Regions from separate parts of the Homo sapiens genome. Here all the other regions are linked to region 3. A link is a contact called in ENCODE Hi-C or POLR2A ChIA-PET data. All regions are on one chromosome and are shown on one strand. Each heading gives the region's core, a stretch centred on a gene start or an enhancer-like site at or near the end of the contact. The rest is flanking DNA. Distances are from core to core; before and after follow the strand shown.

Region 1 (3,186 bases), core at 347-2,846, 4.0 Mb after region 3:
AACTACTCTTTAAGTCCCAATCTTTATTTGTAGCTCAAGAGGCTGGTACAGTATTATGCATGATGCTCATTTAAAAAATACTGACAGGCTGGGCATGGTAGCTGGTAGCTCACACCTGTAATCCCAGCACTTTGGGAAGCCGAAGTGGGCGGATCACTCGAGGTCAGGAGTTTGAGACCAGCCTGGTCAACATGGTGAAACCCAGTCTCTACTAAAAATACAAAAGTTAGCCGGGCGTGGTGGCAGGCGCCTGTAGTCCCAGCCACTTGGGAGGCTGAGGCACAAGAATTGCTTGAAACTGGGAGGCGGAGGTTGCAGTGAGCTGAAATCGCGCCGCTGTACTCCAGCTTGGGTGACAGAGCAAGACCCATCTCAAAAAATAAATAAAAAATAAAAATAAAATACCATGAATTTGGAAGGATTTTGAAAGTTTTAGAGAGTTTTATAAGCTATTTTTAAGAGTGTAAAAAATGGATAATATATCCTTTATTAAGAACGGTTAACACCTGTTTTAGGTGATAAGAAAGGAGGTAAGATCTTAGGCACATTTGAAAAAAAAATAGGTAGCATTACTTAAAAGATAATCATATTGACTGTTTCCTCTCAGCAATAAGGAGAAAAGAGTGGATGGGAGCCTATTATTTAGACGGTGTAATCTTTCGGTTAGAATACGGATTCTGAAACCAGATTGTCTGGGCTCACATCCCTGTCTAGTGTGGTCTTAGGGAACTTACGCGACTCGACTGCACCTTAGTTTCCTCATACAAAACACGGAGAATACTAATATTATCTACTTAATGAGGTTGTTCTGAGGATTAAATAAAGTAATACATGAACTAGTACGTGAAAAGCACTCCGGTCAGCGATAGTCTTCAATCCTGGAGTTGAGCTCCAGGCTAGGCATAAAGAGGAAGATAAGAGGCAGGGAGTAGGCAACGTTTCATTCTTCCTCTCCGCACCCGCGGGAAGGAGGCACCGCTGTTTCTCCCAAGGCTCAGCGAGGAGGCCGGTAATTCGAAGTTGGATCCGAGGACTTTCCTTGGGACCCCTTTCCGCCGCACCACGCTGCCTTATGTCTGGTTGGGCCCTGAGGACACGAGGGCTCAGCCCCACGCCCCGACTAGGCGTTCCACCACTGAGACGTGGCCCCAGCTCCAGGAGGCATGCAGCCCGAGAGGCCGCCTTCACGCCCGGCCACGGCCACTGCCACTGCCAGGGGCTGGTGGCGATAGCGACAAAAAGCTTCCGGGAGGAACTGGTGCCTCCGCCCGACGCCCTTCCTTGCGGGCAAGCCGGGGGCTGACCGTTGTTCGTGACACCAATACTTATGCATGCCACTCAGTGCTGGGCGCCGGGGACTCTAATGAATCCAGACTCGGCCCAGATACCGTGTGCAGAGGGACCACTCGCCGCCCACAACTGATCCCTGTCACTGACGACCTTTGCTGGCCCAGAGCGGCGGGGTGGGAGGAGCTGAACCTCCCAACCCGGGTTCACCTCCAAAGCACCGCCCCTGCGGGGGCGTTCTCGGGTACGCCGTAAAGTAGAGAGTATACTTAACAACCCGCCTCTGTCTTTACGGCAGGCCGCATTCCATGCCTCCAATATGGCGTCCTCCACATAGGCAGTGGCTGTGGTTTCTACCCCGGGTGGCCGGGGGCAGTGCTGAGCTGGGACTGTTGTTTGCCCAGCCTGGGCTGCAGAAAGCAGCAGTTAAAGTTCGTTTCTGGTCACTGCTCCAGGAAGCCACCTTACTCTGAGGGTCAAGAATTGCCGCTTCCTTTTAGTTACTGTAAGTTCCTCCTCTGCCCCTGGTTTGTTTCCCGCGGCACTTCTGGATACCCCCAGGTCCCAGACCCTTCCAGACTCAAACCATGAACTTTCGGCAGCTGCTGTTGCACTTGCCACGTTATCTTGGAGCCTCGGGTTCCCCGCGTCGCCTGTGGTGGTCCCCGTCCCTCGACACCATCTCCTCGGTGGGCTCTTGGCGTGGTCGGTCCTCCAAGTCCCCGGCCCACTGGAATCAGGTAGTGTCAGAGGCGGAGAAGATCGTGGGGTACCCCACGTCCTTCATGAGCCTTCGCTGCCTGCTGAGCGACGAGCTCAGCAACATCGCTATGCAGGTGCGGAAGCTGGTGGGCACTCAGCACCCTCTGCTTACCACAGCCAGGTGAGCTACCCCTCTCCCGCTGACACACTCGCACTCATTGGAATACTTTTTTTTCTGGCGGGCATACGCATTCTAGCTCTCTCAGACTGGCTCCTGATTTATCTCTTTTTAGTCCTTCCTTTTTACTCACTCCTCCTAGACATTCCGTGTTGTCTCTTCTCTAGTCCACTTAACGTTCTTGCTCAGCTGAGTGCATAAGTGGTTTTCTTTGAAACACTTGTATGCTTTCCTCGATTTTGCTTCTTAATTGTTGAGGATGAAGATGCCTCAGTGATTTGTGGAGAAATCGAGCGGAGATGTAGGTTTATTGAGTCACTTCCTAGAAATTTTTTTTTTTTTTAATGGGATAGATTAATTTTCTGTCCCGCACTGTTCAGGGGGTCACCTCCAGAAAGTAGGCAAGGAGAGAGAGAGAGGCTGAAGGTAGATAATTCTTTCCAACGAATGTCTTGGGGTTGAAGTAGGAATTTATCCCGTTAGTAGTCATTATCTTCTTGGGATGTTTATCACTTATGCTGTACTACTGCTGTGAAACCTGCCTTTAGGATTTATAAAAGTTTTTTTTTTTTTTTTTTTTGAGACGGAGTCTCGCTTTGTCGCCCAGGCGGGAGTAGCTGGGACTACAGGTGCCCGCCACCACGTCCGGCTAATTTTGTTTTTGTATTTTTAGTAGATACGGGGTTTCACCGTGTTAGCCAGGATCGTCTCAATCTCCTGACCTCGTGATCCACCCGCCTCGGCCTCCCAAAGTGCTGGGATTACAGGCGTGAGCCACCGTGCCCGGCCAAAAGTTTTTTTTTTTTCTTCCACTTAAACCCCACACCTGAATTGTAATTAGTTTAAACATACAGCGAAGTTACAAAAATAATATAGTTCAAAGAACACACTTGCATACTCTTTAATCAGATCCACCTGCTACGTAGATATGTCTATATATGTCAATATATACATTAAATACATATACACACAGATATATATACTATTCACGTGTATATATCTTTCTATATATTTTTTTC
Region 2 (3,413 bases), core at 674-3,173, 3.5 Mb after region 3:
TTCATTTCTTGGTTTTATTTTTTCACCTATAATATAGTTTTGAACTTTGTGCAGAAAAAAAGTGAGGAGGGAAATGCATAGAAATGAATTTCAGAAATTTCCTTTCAAAGTGAGTAGATAGGAAATTTGAAGGGAAGAGAGAATACATATGAACACAATCTATTATGAAGGAAAGCATTACTGATTAAGATACTAGTTTTGAAGACATGAAATGAAAGACAATGAGCAACCAGATTTTTCCTCCAACAATGGAAGGAATATTATAATGCATTTAGTTAACAGAGTATAAAGTATTAAAATGAGTCCTTGAAATATAGTGTAATATTTGGTATTTGCATATTACACTTTCTCCTTTGAAAAGCATTTTCACAATTAGTCCTTTCAATCTCTGCAACCAGGTGGGCTATCCTTTTAACCCAGAGAGGGGCAATGGACTCTGGGATAGACCCCAGCCACAGCTGCCGCTGGACCGTGGGGTCGTTCAAAGATCTGGGCAGAAGTCCAGTTTCCAGCTCAGCGGACACCAGCCTCTAGGGTCCCACAGCCAGGGGAAGGAGAGGCTCCCGAGAGCGACTGCTCCCGCCACCGTCCATCCCTGAAATGCAGTTTCCTGTTCACAACCCGCAGGGAGAATGCCAGTCACTGTCAGGAAATTTTAAGGTCCTGGGCGATGGAGGGTCAAGGGCACACTGGCTTTGTGGCATCAAAATGATATGGGTTTGAATCCTCAGACATTCTTTTACTGTGAGGGACCTTGGGCAGTCTCTCTGGGCCTCAATTTTCTCATTTGTAGAGCAGACATACTTTGCTTTATTCCATGGGGTTTACTGATGACTAAATGACACAAAACAATAAAGGTCTCAGCCTACCGCCTGAAGCTGGTGGTTATAATTAGCAGCTCTGGAATGGGTAGGGAACCATCTGTAACGGCTTGGGGAAATCTTCATCTGCAAGATGGGCACAGCGTAGATTCAAATCTGTCGCCCAGTGGAGAGCGATCCGGTCTCACTGCAACCTCCGCCTCCCGGGTTCAAGCGATTCTCCTGCCTCAGCCTCCTGAGTAGCTGGGATTACAGGCGCGTGCCACCACAGCCGGCTAGTTTTTGTATTTTTAGTAGAGACGCGGTTTCACCATGTTGGTTAGGCTGGTCTGGAACTCCTGACCTCATGATCCACCCGGTCTCCCAAAGTACTGGGATTACAGGCATGAGCCACTGCGCCCGGCCAGATAGTAAACATTGCTTTGAAAACACAACTGCAACCCACACCTCCCGCAACCCACACCTCCCCATCCCCCAATTTTTTTTTTTTTTGAGATGGAGGCGCGCGCCACCACGTCCGGCTAATTTTTGTATTTTTAGTAGAGAGTGGGTTTCACCATGTTGGTCAGGCTGGTCTCGAACTCCTGATCTCATGATCCGTCCGCCTCGGCCTCTCAAAGTGCTGGGATTACAGGCGTGAGCCACTGTGCCCGGCCTCCCACCCCCTATTCTAAATGACACTTGTTTCCAAAATATGGGGGCTGGAGGAGCAGATCCAGAACCCAAGGAAACGTGATCAACCAGGGCAATTAATCCAGAGGGCAGGACAGGCTGAGCCTCAGCTCTTCTCTGAATATCTGGGACCCCTGCGCAGCCAGGTGAACCGCCCGCGACCGCTGCTCCGGCGGGAAGCCTTCTCTGGGATCCTGTACGCCGACGCCCGGAATCCGGCGTGGTGCGCTGGGAAACTGAGCGGTGGAGGAAGGCGGAGCGGTTAGGGGCGGGACCCTAGGGGAGGGGTTGGGGGAGGGCTTTGACGTTAGGGCGGGGCTAAGGGCGAGACCTCGCCGAGTTCCACCGTTGCGCTCGCCACGTCTCCCTTAGCGAGCTCGCTGGGGACACGCAGGGGGAGGGAAAACTGAGCGGGGCGGGAACTATCTCCTCTCGCGAGAGCTGGCGACGGCGGCGGCAGCGGCAGAGGTGGCGGCGGCGTGTCCGTGAGAGTGGCGTGGGGGCGGGGAGGAGAGGCGGCGGCGGCAGTGTCCAAGCTACGCCACTCGGGCCGGGGCGTTGGGAGCGGGAGTGCAGAGCGTGGTCGTGGCGGCGGCGGTGAGAAGAGCGAGGCGGAGGAGGGGGTGCCATGGCCGGGCAGCAGTTCCAGTACGATGACAGTGGGAACACCTTCTTCTACTTCCTCACCTCCTTCGTGGGGCTCATCGTGATCCCGGCGACATACTACCTCTGGCCCCGAGATCAGAATGCCGGTGAGTCCCGCCGGCCTTTGCCCGCGAACCCGCGCAGGCCCCGCCAGCGCCCCCAGGCCCTGCGGCGCCCGCTTGCCCGGCCCCAGCCCGCGGCGTCCGGGATGACAGGGACGGTGCGGCCCGGCCTGTGTCCAGCGTCCGCCACTGGCGGGGCCCGGGTCAGCAGCGTTTCCCTCGGCGCTTCTCCACCTCCCTTCATTGTCCTCAGGAGTTTCGCTCGCTCCATCTTCTCCATTGTTGTGGACGCTCCTTGCAGCCTCCTCCTGCCTCTTTGTCTTCTCTGCCTTTGCTTTTATTGGGGATTTTTCTTTATGGAGGAAGCGGGATGGGGACTTGGGAGGTGAGCAAAGAGTTGGCCAAGAAGAGACTGAACGTGCGGGCACAACTCTCAGTCCGTCCAGTTCGCGGCCCTCATCCCCCGACTCCGGTTTCCCTGTTGCAGCTGCTCTTAACAGATGTTTTAGGGCATCTCTGAGCCGGGTGGCATGCTTAGGACTCCAATTGAGCTTTCCACCGCCTACCCCCGTCACTTCCTCCCGTTGCTTTTTCATTTGTTCACTCACTGTGGGGGTTGGAAGCAATGCCGTTATTCCTCTTAGCAAAAATAGGCTTTTTTCTATTTCCTTTTCTTCGGAGTTTCCTGTTTGTGACGGAAAAAGTGCAAGTATGAAGGATTAAGTCTCGTTTAATTAATCTTGTAGGGAATTTTGAGGTAGTGGGTCGATTTACTTTTGGTTCTAAGTCTTTTCACATTAAACAACATCGAATTAAAGCACAGAATAACAGATTCTTTTCATATTTCACTTGATGTTTGGGTAATGTTTGCATCCATTTGTTGCACTCTACTAGGACATATGGCAGATGGTATTCTTAAAGCTGATGTAACTGCGAGGGCCTAATGGGTTATTTATGGTAGTGTTAACAGTAAGGAGTGGGTTTTGAGTATTAACAACTTAGGGAAAGCTTTCTATTGCACAAGAGCTGTGCTAACTTGCTTAAATATCTTCTCTTCAATTGGGTGTGCTGGAGGTCTAGGTTGTCCAGGTTATATACTCTACTTGGAGAAGTTGTTAACAGTGAAGCCTTGAATCAGCTCAGAACTTGTTATACTTTCAGATGGATTCAGTGTCCTGTAACATTCTTTTTCCCCCCCGCCCCATGTGATCTG
Region 3 (3,379 bases), core at 627-3,126:
TTTAAAATCACTTCTATAGCCTTCTAAAATTTCAGATCAAGAGATTTTGCCTCTTAAAAATATTAGCTAATTTCCAGCATATTAGTAGAAATCTTGCCACGTATGTTTATAATCATGCTCTGAGGTTAAAAACTACAAGCTAATTTACTGTAGTAATCAGTCTCAAATCCCTCGGAGCGTAAGTTCTTATTATAGCATTTATATGTTAGGGAATTTATAGACAGCTTCTTACCAGTGAGCTGTCTCTTTGGGCCTTTTGATTTTCCTATTTGAAAATCCACAACGGTTCCAAACGAGTAGCTCTCACACCACTTCAAATACGTGGCAACCTGGTAACCACTAAAATGCACCTGTATAACACACAAATGTAAAAGAACGATCTCTACTTGGATGGGTTAGAAATGTGTCAAGGGTCCTAATTCAGGGGCAAATTTCGAACTTGAACCCACGCTTTCTGCCTCCTACAGCTTGCATCTTTTTGTTGAGAAGAAACCCTTCAGGATTAGTTTTTAAGAGAAACCTTCCCGTTTTACATATGTAGAAACTGAGCCCAAAGAAACAAAATTATTTGTCCAAGGTCACGCCCAATATCAGTGGCCAAGTCAGAGAGGAACCCCTTGTTTCCAATTTAATAGCCAAGCCAGCTGCATGTTACTACTCTTTAAAACAAAAATTCCCTAACTGCATCGCTTCACCCCCTCTCGATTTTTGAATAAAGTTGTTTATTCAAAACGGCCCTTCCCCACGGTGGTGCTTTTATGCCTTCGGGTAGTAAAACCTTCCATAACGTGTTAGTGAAAAACACGAGGAGGCCACGTCTAACGCGGTGACTTTCACAGGCCTTTTTCTTTGGCCAAAATTTTCTCGGAAAGACTGTTAATCCTACATTCCGCTGGGGGAGGAGCGACGAGGGAGGAGGGAGGTCACCGGCAGCTGACAAGTCCTTACATGTACTTGCGCGTGCCCGGGACGCAGCCTGCGGGGCCGAGGAAACCAACGAAGGATGTATTAGGACGAGAGGGAAGGAAGGGGGCGGGAGAAAAACACGGTAGTGGGAAATCCCTGTGCACTGGATCTGCCAACCCCTCGCAAAGCTGAGAAGAGCCGTGCGTGAATAAATCTCATTAAATGGCCCGGCGCAGACACTGCAGCAGCAAAGAGGAGGGGGCACCGCGGCTCGCGCGGCACGTTCGGGAAGGGGGAACGCCAGGGCGGCCCTTTTATAGGCCGAAGCCCGCGCCCGCGCGCCCCCACCCTTCGCACCGCCCCCGGGCCACGCGCGGAGCCGCGGCGTTACCTGAGAAGGGCCGGCTGCGTCCGCACCCGGCCCCGCCCGTTCCGCCGCCCGCCCGCCCTTCCCTCCCGCGAGGCCGCAGCGGCACGAGATCTGCGCCTCGCCTCCCTCCTCACGCGGGCGGATTTTCTTACCTTGTGAAAAACCGTCTCAGCGGCTGCCCCCGCCTCCTCTGCTGGATGTGAAATGGCGGTCGGCGAGGCAAGTGTGAGCATCGCAGCTCCTGCCAATCCTGCATAGCCGCCAAAACGGCCCCGAACACTGGCGCCCCCCTCCCGCAAGCCCCTCGGAGCCCATCCATGAGATCGGTGCTCCGCCGCCCCTTCCGCTGCCCCTCACCCAGGTGACCGTGCCCGCCAGCCGAGTCATCGATCCCGCGCGGGCGCTGCCGGCCGCCGGCCGCCTCCCTCGCCGCGTGCCCGGGGAGGGGGAGAAAGCCCCTTCTCGGCCCCCGCCCTCCGTGTCCCGCCCGGGCGCCCGCCCTCTCGCTCCTTTTCCCGCCGAGCCCCCTCCCCCGCACTACTCGCAGCCTCCCTTCGCCACACACACCCCCCTCTCCCCTCCCCCCAGTGGTTGCGTCCGTGACATCATCATCATGGCAACAAGAGCTGCAGCCTGGGACCGAGGAGCCCGTGTGATTCCCGGCGGTGGCGGCAGTGGCGGCAGCACCAGCACCGACGAAAGCTCGAGGGCTTCTCTCCTGCGGCCCCTTGCCGGGTGCTCCTGAGGAGGCGGCGGCAGCAGCGCCTACACCGCCCCGCCCGCCGCTCCTCGAGGTGCCTCTGTGTGAGGGGAGGGGGCCGTGCCGAGAAGGGGAGGGGGCGCCGCCGCCGCTGCGGAGGGAGCCGCCGCCGCTGCTGCTGCCGCTGCCGGGTCGCCAGTGAAGGGAGGCAGTGGCGGCGGCGGCGAACATGTTTTCAGTAAGGATAGTGACTGCAGACTACTACATGGCCAGCCCGCTGCAGGGGCTGGATACCTGCCAATCCCCCCTCACCCAGGCCCCTGTCAAGAAGGTGCCGGTGGTGCGAGTCTTCGGAGCGACCCCGGCAGGTAAGCGGGCGCCGGGCGCGGGGCGGGAGCGGGAGTCGGCGGGGCGCCGGGGCCGCCCTCCCCGCCGCGCACACGCGCACACGCCACCGGCGCCGGCCGTCTCCGTGGATCGCTGCCGCGTCTTCCCTCCCCTCCGCCCTCCTCGCCTTTTCTCTCGTGCGTGACAAGAGCCGCAAAAATGTGGGTCCGCGCGAGCGCTGCGCGGCGCCCCCACCCCCGGGCAGGGAGGTGGCGAGCGCCGCGTGTTTAGACTGCGTGTGGCGGCCGGGAGCGGGAGCCGCACTCCAGGGCGCGGGCCGGGAGAGCGAAAGCCGCGGGCGCCCCGGACGGCGGGCCAGGTGGCCGCGCCATGTCCATCGGTGGACGGGTTCGTAGGGCCTGCTCTGAGGTCGGTCGCTAGTGGGACATCCCTTGTGTCCCCCAAGTGCCGCTTTCTGGAAACGGGGAAGTGTCAGCCTTGTTGTCAGTCGCTCCCCATGGTCTCTTCTCACCCTCGCTCTCCTCTGCCAGTTCCGGAGATGCAGTGGGCCGGAGAGAGTGGCGCTTGGGGCCAGATAATCTTTCTCACTGGGGTGACCGTGTGGCTCTGCTGTGAGTGCAGGTCGTGACTCCTTAGAGTTTAGTGCCTGAGCGTCGGGGGACAGGGCAGCATCCTTAGGTGCAGTGCTTTCAGGAAATGTGCATCCATGGAAGTAGGAAATGCGTGTTTATGTTGCCCAACCTAAAACATCACACTTAATGGGGTGAATTTATTAGGAACCACAGCCAGACTCAGCAGCACAGACATTTTGAAATGCTCCTAGGCTGGGCTGTAGGATTGCGTTTTAAGTACAGGTATATATTTTTTAAACACAACTATGTTGAAGAAGGGATGGGAAGGGGAGACAGCCGTGACAGAAGGTACGTTCTCAAAAACTCCTGGGGCTTATGATAATATAAAAAAGATAGAGGCCCAGTTTACTAGGTGTTTTAAAATGGTTTTGCTTTTTTGCATGCTTTGAACTGCTTCCATGAAATAATGGAGTTCTAGGAAAT
Region 4 (3,070 bases), core at 571-3,070, 5.0 Mb after region 3:
GTTTTCAAATATGTGATGAATGAATAAAAACTATAGCACATAAGCTTAACCATTTCTAAAAGAATAACATGAGTTGCTCATCATCCTTCTCTTCCCTTGCTTTAAAAATACCCCAAATAAATAATAACACATTGCTACTTACCATTGTGTCTGATAATGACATTCCAGAAAAAGAAATGCTTGGGTCATACCGGCTTGATTTGAAAAGACCCATGAAGTCGGTGTCACTGTTTGCACAGTTTGGCAAGTTTGATTTAATAACACTTTCAATATGATTAGCCTTTTCCATATCATCATTCTTCAGTTTTGACAATTCAGAAAATTTAGTTTCTGGCAAGTGTAGGTTGCTTCGTGAATCCAGATCTTCTTTGGTTTTCTCTTTTTGCGGGTATTTTTCCATGTGGCTTGGACTTTTCAAACTGGAGTGTGATGTACTTGACGAGTTGAAATTGAAGACCTTTAAGGAGTTGTCGGGCAGAAGATTTGACTGTTCTTTGTTCAAACCACAGGGCGGGGCACCCTCAGTCGTGGGCTGTGACACTGAAGACTGAGATAGGGAACCGTTCTGAGAAGTACTGAAAGCCGTGGTCATAGTGTTGACTGATGTCACAGAAGGAGAAAAGATTTTGTCTTGTGGTAAAGAAGATAACAAGCTTGAGAAAAGTGCACTTTTTTCTAGTCTCGATCTCTTAATGCCACCATTTGTGACGTCCCTGTTCTCTTTGTCATTGATTTCCGGCATCACCAGAGGCTCACTGTTCCCATTAGTGTTGGTGTGCAGGGACTTGAAGAGGACGCTCTGTTCAGCAGATGCACGTTTGGGTCTCAGTTTGGATTTTGTGTCAAGGTTCTGCATCAAATGTAAAGCCGGTGACATTTCTGGCTGACTTTCCTTCTTCTTCCCCAAACCAAAGGTAAACACTTTGGGATCAAACACCTTTTCTAAATGGTCTTCGTGAATAGGAGGCATGGCAAAGTGAGGAGCAGGAGAGTTTGGCATCCTGGCCTTCTTTCTTTTCATGGGCATACAAACTGCGCTATCCATCTGTTTTATAATTTCAGTGAATTTTTCCATATCAGAAGAAGAATCAAATACACTATCATCACTACCAGCAGAAATGTTCAAAAGGCTGGCAGGGCTATCCTGGCCATTTGTAACAGTCTGATCTGGCCTTTGAGGAGTGGCTAAGTGATTTCCGCTGCTGGGAGAGTTGGTGGGACTGGATTCAGCCATCAGGGGTGTTCTGCTGCCCTGACTTTGAGCCTGAATAGGCAGAGTTTTCTCTGATGCTGGCGGTATGACTTGTGGGCCAGATTTTGCCGCGAGCTCTGCTGTGCAATGAGAGTGTTCATTGCCCAGTACTTCCTCTTGTGGGGGAGCACAACTTGCAACGGAAACCACTTCAGGTTCATTACTGTGACAAGTTGGCAACTGCACTTCTCTAACTTCAGAGCTCTCTGGGATGACCTGGGAGCTCACATCCTGGGTGCTCTCCACGGGGAGCACGAAGGACCTGACCTGGACGAGGACTCTGGATGGACACTCACTTCCCACAGCTTCTGGACTACGCTCTGTGGACAAAGGAGGGGTTGTTTCTCCTCCAAGTTCTAAAAGTGGCATTTTCTCATTGTTCTGACGAGACACAGGCAAAACACATCCTTTATGGTTTTCTGACACTTTTAGATCAGTGCATGGGAAACTGCTTATGGGTGATTGAACACATGTGTCTTTGGGAACATCCCCAGGAGCGGGTGCAGACAGTGAAAGAGAAGGCCCAGGAGATGACTCAGCAGGGGACTGTGAGTCAGAAAATGTATGCTGTGGCTTTGGCATGGCCGTTGGAGGTAAATCTTTGGTATCCACAGTGGTGGGGATGTCTTGTGCTGTATCGGTTACATTTTCAAGTACAAGGCTTTTGCTGTCTGCAGCCTCTGAGTCCTCCTTCTCTAAGAGCTTATGATCCTTGACAGGAATCAGAGCAGAAGCCACTGGTTCTGAAAGGCAGCCAGCATCTGTTTGTACATCTGCTTTATCATCTTGGTTAGGCTGAGGACCAAGAGCTTGATTCTCAGAAGAGTCTCCATTCATTCCTCTGGTTGCTGGCAGAATCTCTTCTTCCGAGACGGTAACTTTGGTTTCTATAGCAGTTTCCTTAACCAGCACACCATTCTGGGGACTGTTTGGCATTACTTTCTTTTCAGGTTGCTCCATTTCTTTGGCTTTTTTGGCTAAATTCAGCTTTGCCCTCCCAACAAACGTTTTACTAGAGGCAGGAGTATTCCTTTGGCCTCGAATGTCAGTGTGTCTTGGGCTACTGTTTGTCCGTTTGTTTTCAAATAAGGAGATTTTGGTGGCAGTGTTGCCTTTGTGAACTGGCTGGCTAAATGGATTGTGCTCATTTCCCAAACTGTCAAGATTCTTAGGGGTTTTAAGATTTAGTTCCACATGTTTGGGCTTGGCAGGGCTGTGAGGAAAAAGCAGGAAGATAAAGTTATTGACCTAGTTTTAAAAAGTGAACACACAAACCAATTAATTATAAAACTATGAAAAGCCAACATCTCCCTGATATATAACATTTGGAGTGTGGTGTGTGTGTGTGTGTATGTGTGTGTGTGTGTGCGCACACATGTGTTTTTAAGACAAGGTCTTGCTCTGTCGCCAAGACTGGAGTACAGCAGTGTGATCATAGATTGCTGCAGCCTCGAACTCCTGGGCTCAGGCAATCCTCCTGCTTCAGCCTCCCAGGTAGCTGGGACTACAGGCACATATCACACACCCAACTAATTTTTTTATTTTTATTTTTTTGTAGAATGGGGTCTATGTCACCCAGGCTGGTCTCAAACTCCTGGCTTCAAGCAATCCTCCCATCTTGGCCTCCCCAAGTGCTGGGATTACAGGCATGAGCCACCATTCTCTGCCACATTTGTTTTTTAATGAAACTATTTTTAAATAGTCCTAAGTACACTACCAACTATTTTTAATGGGTGTTTTGCTTGCATATGAGGGATCGGAAGATTATATAGCCAAGAAACTCTAGGGATGAGGGATGAACTAATTTATTGAGTACGT

What was found. Hi-C counts contacts between places; a loop is a spot of excess contacts on that map. ChIA-PET counts read pairs that join two places held with the same protein, here RNA polymerase II (POLR2A). Pooled maps may share reads with other maps.
Region 1: a map of CD8-positive, alpha-beta T cell shows a loop between it and region 3 (16-fold over the local background). The contact joins the promoter of PDSS2 here to the promoter of REV3L in region 3. A Hi-C loop is called at or near these places in 1 of 168 maps with a recorded cell type or tissue (CD8-positive, alpha-beta T cell), 1 of 37 single-sample maps with no recorded cell type and 6 of 50 pooled maps.
Region 2: a loop to region 3 is called in a map of OCI-LY7, with 8 times the contacts of the local background. The contact joins the promoter of SEC63 here to the promoter of REV3L in region 3. A Hi-C loop is called at or near these places in 2 of 168 maps with a recorded cell type or tissue (OCI-LY7 and naive thymus-derived CD4-positive, alpha-beta T cell) and 11 of 50 pooled maps. POLR2A ChIA-PET finds 5 or more read pairs at or near these places in 2 of 52 experiments (CD8-positive, alpha-beta memory T cell and GM10248).
Region 4: a pooled map shows a loop between it and region 3 (17-fold over the local background). The contact joins the enhancer-like site here to the promoter of REV3L in region 3. A Hi-C loop is called at or near these places in 1 of 168 maps with a recorded cell type or tissue (naive thymus-derived CD4-positive, alpha-beta T cell), 1 of 37 single-sample maps with no recorded cell type and 12 of 50 pooled maps.

What each region holds. Positions count from the first base shown.
Region 1 is chr6:107,457,974-107,461,159 of GRCh38, reverse strand. PDSS2 (decaprenyl diphosphate synthase subunit 2) reads left to right here and starts at 1,596. Exons shown (of 8, transcript NM_020381.4): 1 at 1,596-2,170. The coding sequence starts at 1,875. RefSeq lists enhancers at 634-1,555, 1,276-1,725.
Region 2 is chr6:107,956,718-107,960,130 of GRCh38, reverse strand. It overlaps SEC63 (SEC63 protein translocation regulator), which reads left to right and starts at 1,923. Exons shown (of 21, transcript NM_007214.5): 1 at 1,923-2,245. The coding sequence starts at 2,122. RefSeq lists enhancers at 680-1,280, 1,883-2,484 and a silencer at 1,721-2,260.
Region 3 is chr6:111,481,715-111,485,093 of GRCh38, reverse strand. It overlaps REV3L (REV3 like, DNA directed polymerase zeta catalytic subunit), which reads left to right and starts at 1,876. Exons shown (of 32, transcript NM_001372078.1): 1 at 1,876-2,344. The coding sequence starts at 2,206. It also overlaps TRAF3IP2-AS1. RefSeq lists enhancers at 730-1,089, 2,930-2,989 and silencers at 1,160-1,549, 1,590-1,819, 1,990-2,289, 2,350-2,419, 2,480-2,559.
Region 4 is chr6:106,518,526-106,521,595 of GRCh38, reverse strand. CRYBG1 (crystallin beta-gamma domain containing 1) reads right to left here. Exons shown (of 22, transcript NM_001371242.2): 4 at 143-2,465. Among named protein-coding and RNA genes, the nearest start is that of RTN4IP1, 110 kb to the left of the region's middle. RefSeq lists enhancers at 630-679, 1,420-1,909, 1,132-2,331. Within about 2 kb of position 1,820, at least 24 of the 41 ENCODE cell types and tissues checked have a DNase peak (open chromatin) inside an H3K27ac peak, as active enhancers do.